Regions from separate parts of the Homo sapiens genome. Here regions 1 and 2 are each linked to region 3. Evidence: chromatin contacts called from ENCODE Hi-C or POLR2A ChIA-PET data. All regions are on one chromosome and are shown on one strand. Each heading gives the region's core, a stretch centred on a gene start or an enhancer-like site at or near the end of the contact. The rest is flanking DNA. Distances are from core to core; before and after follow the strand shown. Region 1 overlaps LOC124903006 (a long non-coding RNA gene). Region 2 has its middle 160 kb from the start of C12orf75. Region 3 overlaps LOC105369958 (a long non-coding RNA gene).

Region 1 (2,700 bases), core at 19-2,518, 39 kb before region 3:
TGTTTTCCTTGAGATTGGGGAAGAAACCGTGGTTTAAAAGTCTCTGATAGTGGAGACCTACGGCACCAGATAGTGGATAATGAAGCTTGGGCCTAGGGATAACACAAGGTCACAAGCTGTGGGAGCCTCTTCCCAGACCCCCTGGCCCAGGGTTGGGATAGAGGAAGATGAGGAGCCCCTTCAAAATGGTACTTTGCAGGCAATGAGCAATTATTTCTTCATAGTGGACCCAAGGCCAGGAAGGTGCCTTTAGATCTTGCTGAATTACCTAATTCCCAGGGCTTCCTTATGCCCCCAAAAAAGAAAGAAAGAACCCCTCACTGCCCCCCCTGCCCCATCAAAAAAGACATAACTAAGAATGGGTTGCCTGCCAGCCCTGGCAGGTGGAGAACGAAGCCAGATTTATTTGCTTTAGAAAAATAAAGAAAACGTGACGCTGCTCACACCCAAGTGTCTCAGAGCAAATCCGCACAGGTTCCAGCTGGTGCTGGGAATTTCATGCACCCAACCTCCCTCAAAAGAACACAGGGCTTCGTGGGCCTCTGCCCCATTAAAGAACGACTCTTTCCCCACTAAAACCATCACTTCTGGCTCGGCATTGATGAAGGCACAACGCAGCTGGCGAAAGTACAATAATTAACTCGAGCGCTCCTGAAAGACGATCACAATAATTTATATTTCTCCACCGCCCTCCATCCCCCTACGAGCTTTCCAGATTTTATGGCCATGACTCACCTCCGCTACCGCTGTGGGGCAGCTCCAAGGGAGCGGGCTCACTCACACCACACCGCAGTTTAGGCAGAATATTAAAAAAAAAAAAAAAAAAAACCAGCTAATTACAAGTGAAATGCTCCCTGTCACAAGCAGGCCAGCTGACTTCATGCCTGGGCGGCAGAACGCAGAACTGCGATAAAACTCCCAAGTTGGTCCTTATATTTTTTAAAAGTCAGATTGCTCAGCCATGATCTCACAGCCCTGCACCCCAGCCAGTGGCCCTGAGCCAGTCTTTGAAATATGACCTCAGACAAGGCTGGTGACGGAGTGGCCCTTTCTGGCAGGGTTCATCTTAAGTCAGTTTTCCTATAAGGCCTCGTCCTTCTTGGGCTGCCTGAGAAGGCCCGTGTGCCCCCTCCATACTCCCCAGCACCAAATACTTGCTTGACCCAATGGCGAGGCCACCTACAGTCTGATGGCAGTGCCACACTTTCTCCCGGCAATCCACCCTTCTCTCTACTCCTGCACATTTCTGTCTGTACTAGACACTTGGCTCTTATCCACACTCACTCCTGTAGTGTGATTCAACTCCATTCAATCAGCAAATGTCTACTTGCAGGCATGATAGCATCGTGGCTGAGAACACAGCATTTGAATTAAGAAATAATATGGCTTTGTATTCCACATCTCTCCATTACTAGCTGCATGAACGTGGGCAAGTAATTTAATCTGAGCCTCATTTTCTCATTTGTAAAGAGAAGGAAAATGACATGTACCCCACGTGGCTCTTGATGTAGGAATCAATGCATGACACAATGGTGAAGGCCACAAATTGTAGATTACACCCTACCAGCAACAATGACGGTCTTCTGGGTGGAGTGGACATTCATGCAGGAATCCTTTACATTTCAAAGCAGTGCTCTGGTTCAGTGATCCAGATGACTAATGTTTTCTGATGCTTCCAGGCTTTAGGGTCCTGAAATTCCTTTGGAAGACATTCTGGGGACTCTTTCGTATCTGTACATGACCAAAATGTTCCATGAAGATAATGTAAGAAAGAAGAGAGAGTCCTAGCATCAGCTCATACTCTCAAATTATATCATTTTCCTTTGGGAGTTAATAGAGAGGGCACTGCAATCCAGCTTCCCAGATTCTCCCAGTTCAGCCTTACTTGATGTATAAGAACTCAGGAGTCTGCCTGGTATGGAAGACTGACCAAGCACTAGATTTGCAGCCAGGAACTCTGGATTTAAGTCCCAGCTCTGCCACTTTCTAACTGTGCGATCTTCAGGAAGTCATTCACCCTCTGTGAGTCCCATTTTCTTTCTCTGTATACAAAGTCTCTCATCCATGCTCACTGTGAGGATCATATATAAAAATGGGAGAAAGAGCACGTTATGTAATACTAAGTAGGAGAAACAAACTGTCTGGTAGCACGTACTCCCCTGCAAAGAAATCACCACCTGCCTCAGTATCTCTATTTAAATCAACAATTGCTGTGCTAGGCATCGAACCAGAGGAACTAAAAGGAAGGATTTTAGCATTCTTCCCCAAGAATCTCTCAGACAGGATGAGAAATCTATCCCAGATGCCATCTGGGTTCCCCCAAGCCACTCTGCAAAAGAAATGGCATTGAACTCATCAGAAACTACACTCGTCACCTTTCATGGGAACCAAGGCATCTCCACAGTCCCTGCAGGCAGCTGACAGGTGGGCTCTTCATGTTTCTTTGGCCCACCCACTCCTAGGTCACCTGGGATGCCACCGACCCATGAGTCAATGTTTTCTCTGGTTCTACAGAAATTCTTCTTGCTTCAAGAATTTTATCTTTACTGAAGATTTGGAGAATCCCAGGAAGAAGGAACATTAAGCGGGACACATCATATTTTGCCATCTCCCTGGTTGCTCCTCCATCCCCTGCCACTCAAGTGCAACCACAGACACCCACTTGGGTTGTGTCAGGTGTCCTCATCTCAGCTCTACCGG
Region 2 (2,700 bases), core at 175-2,674, 38 kb after region 3:
CTACCTGCTCTCACCATGATCACTGCCATTACACCATTACTGCTATCCTATCACAGTCATTGCTACCACTGCCACCATCACACTGTCACCATCATCTGTACCATCTCTAGTACCATCCTTTCTCAAAACATTAATACCACCATTGCCACCCTCACCATCACCATCACCACTGTATTGTTTACTACCATCTTGACTACAATCCTGTTACTGACATCTTGATTACCATTGTATGGCCACCATCACCACTATCAGCAGCAATGCCATCTTCACTACCATCCTCATGGTAAACCATCACCACTGTCACCACCATCATGGCCACCACTATCACCAATCTAAATGTCTCTGTCATCATTATGACATCATGCTGGAATCATTACTACCACAACCATCACCACCATCTCATAGTCCCCATCATTACTACCATCCTTACAAGCAAACCATTACCAGCATGACCAACATCCTCATCATCACCATCATTATTACTTCCATCGTGGTACACTTGGGCTATCACTACCACAACCACCATCAACTAGAGCTAGGTGTCCCTCCACTGTGCTCCCAAAGCCTGTTGCATGCATTGTTCACACTGCTTCATAAAACCTGTGTACATGTTGTCTCTCTCATTGAGTGGTGACCTCTTCAAGAGCAGGGACAAGAACTCATTTTATTACATAGTTCCTACACCAAACACAACACCTGGCACATAGAAAGTACCAAATCAGTATCAGTTGAGTAAAGGAATGAATGAATAAATGAAAGCTACTATAAATAATAATAACTAACAATCACGTAAGGCCTTCACGTAAAGCTCACAATAATCCTATGAAGTGGGTAGTACCACCCTTGTTTTTTTTTCAGACAGGGTCTCACTCTGTCACCCAGGCTGAAGTATAGTGGCTCAATCATAGTTCATAGCAGTCTCAAACTCCCAGGCTCAAGCAATCCTCCTGACTCAGACCCCTAAGTAGCTGGGACCACAGGTGCACACCATCACACACCCAGCTGATTTTAAAAAAATTTTTTATAGAGACGGGGTCTCATTATGTTGCCCAGGCTGGTCTCTAACTTCTGTGCTCAAGCAATCCACCCACCTCAGGATCCCAAAGTGCTGAGATTACAGACGTGAGTCACCCTCCCGGCCTACCCCTATTTAAGGATGAGGAATTTGAAGGTCAGTGACTTGCCCAAGGTCACATAATTAGTAAATGGCTAAGCCAGAACATGAGCCCATTTCATCTGGCTCCAGGGCCATTGTCACTACCTGCTGTATTATAGTTTGCCCCAGCTTTTCCTTATATTTCTAGCTGCAAGGTATAATCATGGAGGGAAAGCATTCATCTCATGGGAACCTCAAAATCCTTGGAATGTGGATTACCTAGAGCCTACTTGTCAGCTTAGCTACCGTGAGTTGGGCTGTGCCTCTGAATATGACTCCCTTGAAAAATATCCCCAATTCTCAGGGAACATTTTCAACTCTGGGTTGAAAGTTGATAGTTTGTGCTTGTTTCTAATGAGCTTCCTGTCTTAGAAGGGGAAAACAAAGGCTATCTAATAAACACAGCTGATTAGCAAGCCTTGAAATATCCCAAACTCCTAAGAGAGGAAAGCCAATTGTGTGTGAGGGTGTGCAAACTCACGCGGGGCAGTATAATTGAAGGAAGCTCTCAAGGAGTTGGTGTATTTCAGAGGAATGTATCATCCGCTGCCACAAAGCTGGGCTCCCTGACCCTGGCCTTGGTTTAGCTCCTGGAAACGCACTGCAACAGGACGGCATGTAACTATCAGTGGTGACACATTCAAAACATCCTCTGCACATTCCAGCACTGCTGGGGGTGGGGAGTGTCTACAAGAAACACCTGATTTATTAAGAAATCCCTACTCCTTTAAGCCAAGATATGCTAGCGAGGCTCCACAATGACTTGGCAGCACCACAACGACCTTGCACACTCACCCAGCTTTGCTTTCTGAGCGGGACTCCCAGAAGAACATGTTCCATGGTGCCCTCCTTGCTCAGAGACTCTACTTCGGCTCAGCTACAGTATGCAAGCCACAGCCAGCAGCATCGTGCTTACTTATTTGCTATTGGGTTAATTGGGTATCATGCATGGTACTATTTTTCTGCATTGTCTTAGCTGATATGACAACCCAATCAACCAGGTTGCCTTTGGATCGTTATTTTATAGACAAGGTAACCAAGTGTATTAGTCTGTTTTCACACTGCTGATAAAGACGTACCCCAGACTGGGAAGAAAAACAGGTTTAATGGACTTACAGGTCCACATGGCTGGGGAGGCCTCACAATCATGACAGAAGGCAAGGAGGAGCAAGTCACGTCTTATGTGGATGGCAGCAGGCAAAGAGAGAGAGCCAAGTGAAAGGGGTTTCTGCTTATAAAACCATCAGATTTCATGAGACTTATTCACTACCATGAGAACAGTATGGGAGAAATCGTCCCCATGATTCAATTATCTCCCACTGGGTCGCTCCACAACACAAGGGAATTATGGGAATTATAATTCAAGATGAGATTTGGGTGGGGACACAGCCAAACCATATCACCAAGGATAGAGAACTAAAGACTCCACCAGGGAGTTGTAGGTCGTCAGTGCTGCAGCCCAAATTTCAACCCAGGCCTTCGGACTCCAGAGACTGTGGTTGCAACCACTGTGCTGCACTGCCTCCCCAAAGACTTAATTAGAG
Region 3 (2,700 bases), core at 109-2,608:
ATGAGCTTTGCAGAGGAAATAAGCTTCACTTCATCCCCTATGTGTGTCAAGTGGACATCTCATGTATGTCTCTAAACTCCCAGCTGCTATCACTGGTCATTCCTGGATCATCTTTTACCTGGGCCACCATGGAGGCCCCTTAATGACTTTCCACATAGGAATTTTTTTTTCTAAAGTAAAACTCATGCACCTGTTTCCTGCTTAAAATTATTTACATGTAGAATGCCTGGCATACTGTGAGTGCTCAATAAATATACACTAAATGAGCAAGTGGCTAAACGATTGGACAGAGGAGTCTTCAGTTCCTCCAGGACAAAGTTCCAGCTCTTAGGTCTGTCCCACGAGGCTCTTTACCATCAGGTCCTGCTCGCCTTTCCAGTCATCTCATCTCCTATCCCCTCAGTGTATCCTGTGCTGCAGCTCCACTAAGCCCATTGCACCTGCCGGCCCACAGACCATCGCCCATGCTGCTTCTCTGCTTGAAGTGCCCTTTTTCCATCGCCTTCCCTACATAACACCCAACTATTCCCTCCTCTTTGATTGCTGGCCCTGCCACATTCCAGTGGAGCTTATCCATAGTTCTGATCTCCTGCTTTACAAACCCCGTTATTATAATTCCTTGTCATATGCCTGTCGCTCCCATAGACAGTTCAACAGAGAGACTTAAGGGCTAAGATTCAGCCCCTTTATTTGGCTTCACAATCTCGATGTCTAACTCGACCTTGGCATACAGTTGGTGCTCAACACAGGCGTGAAGGCAGAAGCCTGCTGGCCAGAGTTCAAATCCTGGCTCGGCCACTTGATAGCTGTGAAGCCTTAGGCAGATTCTTTCTCCAACACTCAGTTTCCTGTAAAACAGGAGCAATGCTGCTCACTTCACAGTGCTACTGTGAAGACTAAGTGAGATCCCTGATGTAAAGAGCCTGGCACACAAAAAGCACTCAATCAACAGAATCTAAAAGCACGTGGGAGTGTTCACTCTCAGGGTCTAGACAACTGTTCACCTGTGTCCACCCAGTTCAAATGGAAGTCTGGGTGTGATGAGAACCCCAGTATCTGCACATAGCAGATACTTAATATGTATTTGCGAATGAATGGGTGATGTTCCCTGTCCTCCCTGTCCTTTGTCTCACTCTCCTCTCTGCCCTTAGCACCATATTCTCCATATCCAGCCCCATCTCTGTGGGTAATTTGAAATTAAAATCCCAAAGTTATTTTTCATAAGCGAGAACAATCACTCTTGAGTCTGCTGGCACAGCATCCTGACAGGGGGCTGGCAATGGCCGGTTCACAGTGAGCCCTGCCAGGGGACTGCGCACATGCTTCTAAGAATAACTCAGTGTCCAAGAATTCCGCCTGTTCTATCGCAAGCTGGGGCCGGCCGGCAGCTGGTTTGCATTAGCGTGGAGGGCGATGGCATTCCACTTTACTACAGTGAGGCTGCTGCCCCTCCCTCCCTCCCTCCCTCCCTCTGTTCCCACTTGGGGCTGTCATTGAGCAGGCAGAATCTTCATTTCGCAGCCTTGAAAGCACCAGGAAAGGGTCTGGTTAGAGGTAAACTGAAGAGCAGATGATGTTTGCCTTCTGGGTCCTTTGTCTCACATCTGGGTCATCACACTTCTATTTGGGCATTGTCCTAAGTCCCCAGTGATCTAAGTAATCCAAGGCCACAGGAATATCCCATCTAAACCTGCCTTTACAAAAGCAGTCTGTGCCTGCAATTAGTCCTGACCATTCATCCATTCATTCATTTCTACACAGAATTATTGACAACTAAACCTAAAGGGGGTTTAGGAAATCACTCAAGGAGGCAATTTGATCTATAGTGGTATTATTCCTCTAGGGAAATTTGGAAATGTCTGAGAGTATTTACTTTGGGGGTGTCAAGAAGAGAAAGAGCACTCCTGGCATTTACTGGGCAAAAACTAAGGATACAAAATATCCTGTCATGCACAGAACATTCCCACATGATAAAAAAAATTGTCCAGGAGAAGTATGTCAATAGTATCTCCCTTGAGAAGCGCAACTGGAGTGGAATGTGTCATCCTGTGTCCACCCATTCCTTTCTTACTCCATACCATATTGGGTATGAGCACTGGCTTCCTCATTCCTGGCTTCTACATATCTTATCATCAAATATTTGAAATAGATTTGTTTTGTGGTAAAGTGAGAAAAAAAGACCACGGCCATGGAGTCAAAAAGACCAGGGCAAATATTACGTTTCTGCAAATCTAGCTATGGAAACTTGACAGAGTTAATGCTTCTTGGAAGCCCACACTCCTCACCTGTACAATAGTACTCATGATATCTGTGTTACATGATGGTTATGAACATGGGCGCCATATTGCACAACTCCTGAAATTGAGTAACATGGTCCAGCAGTAAGAATTAAATAAGAACTTGCATAGCATGCTGGATGCATAGTGGGCATTAAGTATACTGTAGATGTTACATGTAAAGTGCCTTGTACTCTGCCTGGCATGCAACAGAGGCTCTATAAATTTCAATCCCATCCCCTTCTCCATTCTATCTCCTCCCTCCTCCCAAGATGTCATGTAACTCACTAAAGGTCCTCTATAATTCATTGATTAAGGGCTATATGGTTGGTTCCACGCTGGATTGTTGTGAGGGGACAGAAAGGGTACTTATGAAAAAGCCATGGTCCCTACTGTCATAGAACTTAAAAATTGAGGGTTCTAA

What was found. Hi-C counts contacts between places; a loop is a spot of excess contacts on that map. ChIA-PET counts read pairs that join two places held with the same protein, here RNA polymerase II (POLR2A). Pooled maps may share reads with other maps.
Region 1: a map of ascending aorta shows a loop between it and region 3 (3-fold over the local background). The contact joins two enhancer-like sites. A Hi-C loop is called at or near these places in 2 of 168 maps with a recorded cell type or tissue (ascending aorta and transverse colon) and 5 of 50 pooled maps. POLR2A ChIA-PET finds 5 or more read pairs at or near these places in 3 of 52 experiments (A549, H1 and RWPE1).
Region 2: a map of gastrocnemius medialis shows a loop between it and region 3 (1.9-fold over the local background). The contact joins two enhancer-like sites. A Hi-C loop is called at or near these places in 1 of 168 maps with a recorded cell type or tissue (gastrocnemius medialis). POLR2A ChIA-PET finds 5 or more read pairs at or near these places in 5 of 52 experiments (AG04450, Caco-2, IMR-90 and 2 more).

The regions. Positions count from the first base shown.
Region 1 is chr12:105,560,624-105,563,323 of GRCh38, reverse strand. It overlaps LOC124903006 (a long non-coding RNA gene), which reads right to left. Exons shown (of 2, transcript XR_007063439.1): 1 at 1,565-2,700. Among named protein-coding and RNA genes, the nearest start is that of CASC18, 140 kb to the left of the region's middle. RefSeq lists an enhancer at 846-1,625. Within about 2 kb of position 1,268, at least 15 of the 41 ENCODE cell types and tissues checked have a DNase peak (open chromatin) inside an H3K27ac peak, as active enhancers do; they include ascending aorta, where a contact is called at or near this core.
Region 2 is chr12:105,484,560-105,487,259 of GRCh38, reverse strand. No RefSeq gene overlaps it. Among named protein-coding and RNA genes, the nearest start is that of C12orf75, 160 kb to the right of the region's middle. Within about 2 kb of position 1,424, at least 6 of the 41 ENCODE cell types and tissues checked have a DNase peak (open chromatin) inside an H3K27ac peak, as active enhancers do.
Region 3 is chr12:105,521,994-105,524,693 of GRCh38, reverse strand. The region is part of intron 3 of LOC105369958 (a long non-coding RNA gene); the gene reads right to left. Among named protein-coding and RNA genes, the nearest start is that of CASC18, 180 kb to the left of the region's middle. Within about 2 kb of position 1,358, at least 4 of the 41 ENCODE cell types and tissues checked have a DNase peak (open chromatin) inside an H3K27ac peak, as active enhancers do; they include ascending aorta, where a contact is called at or near this core.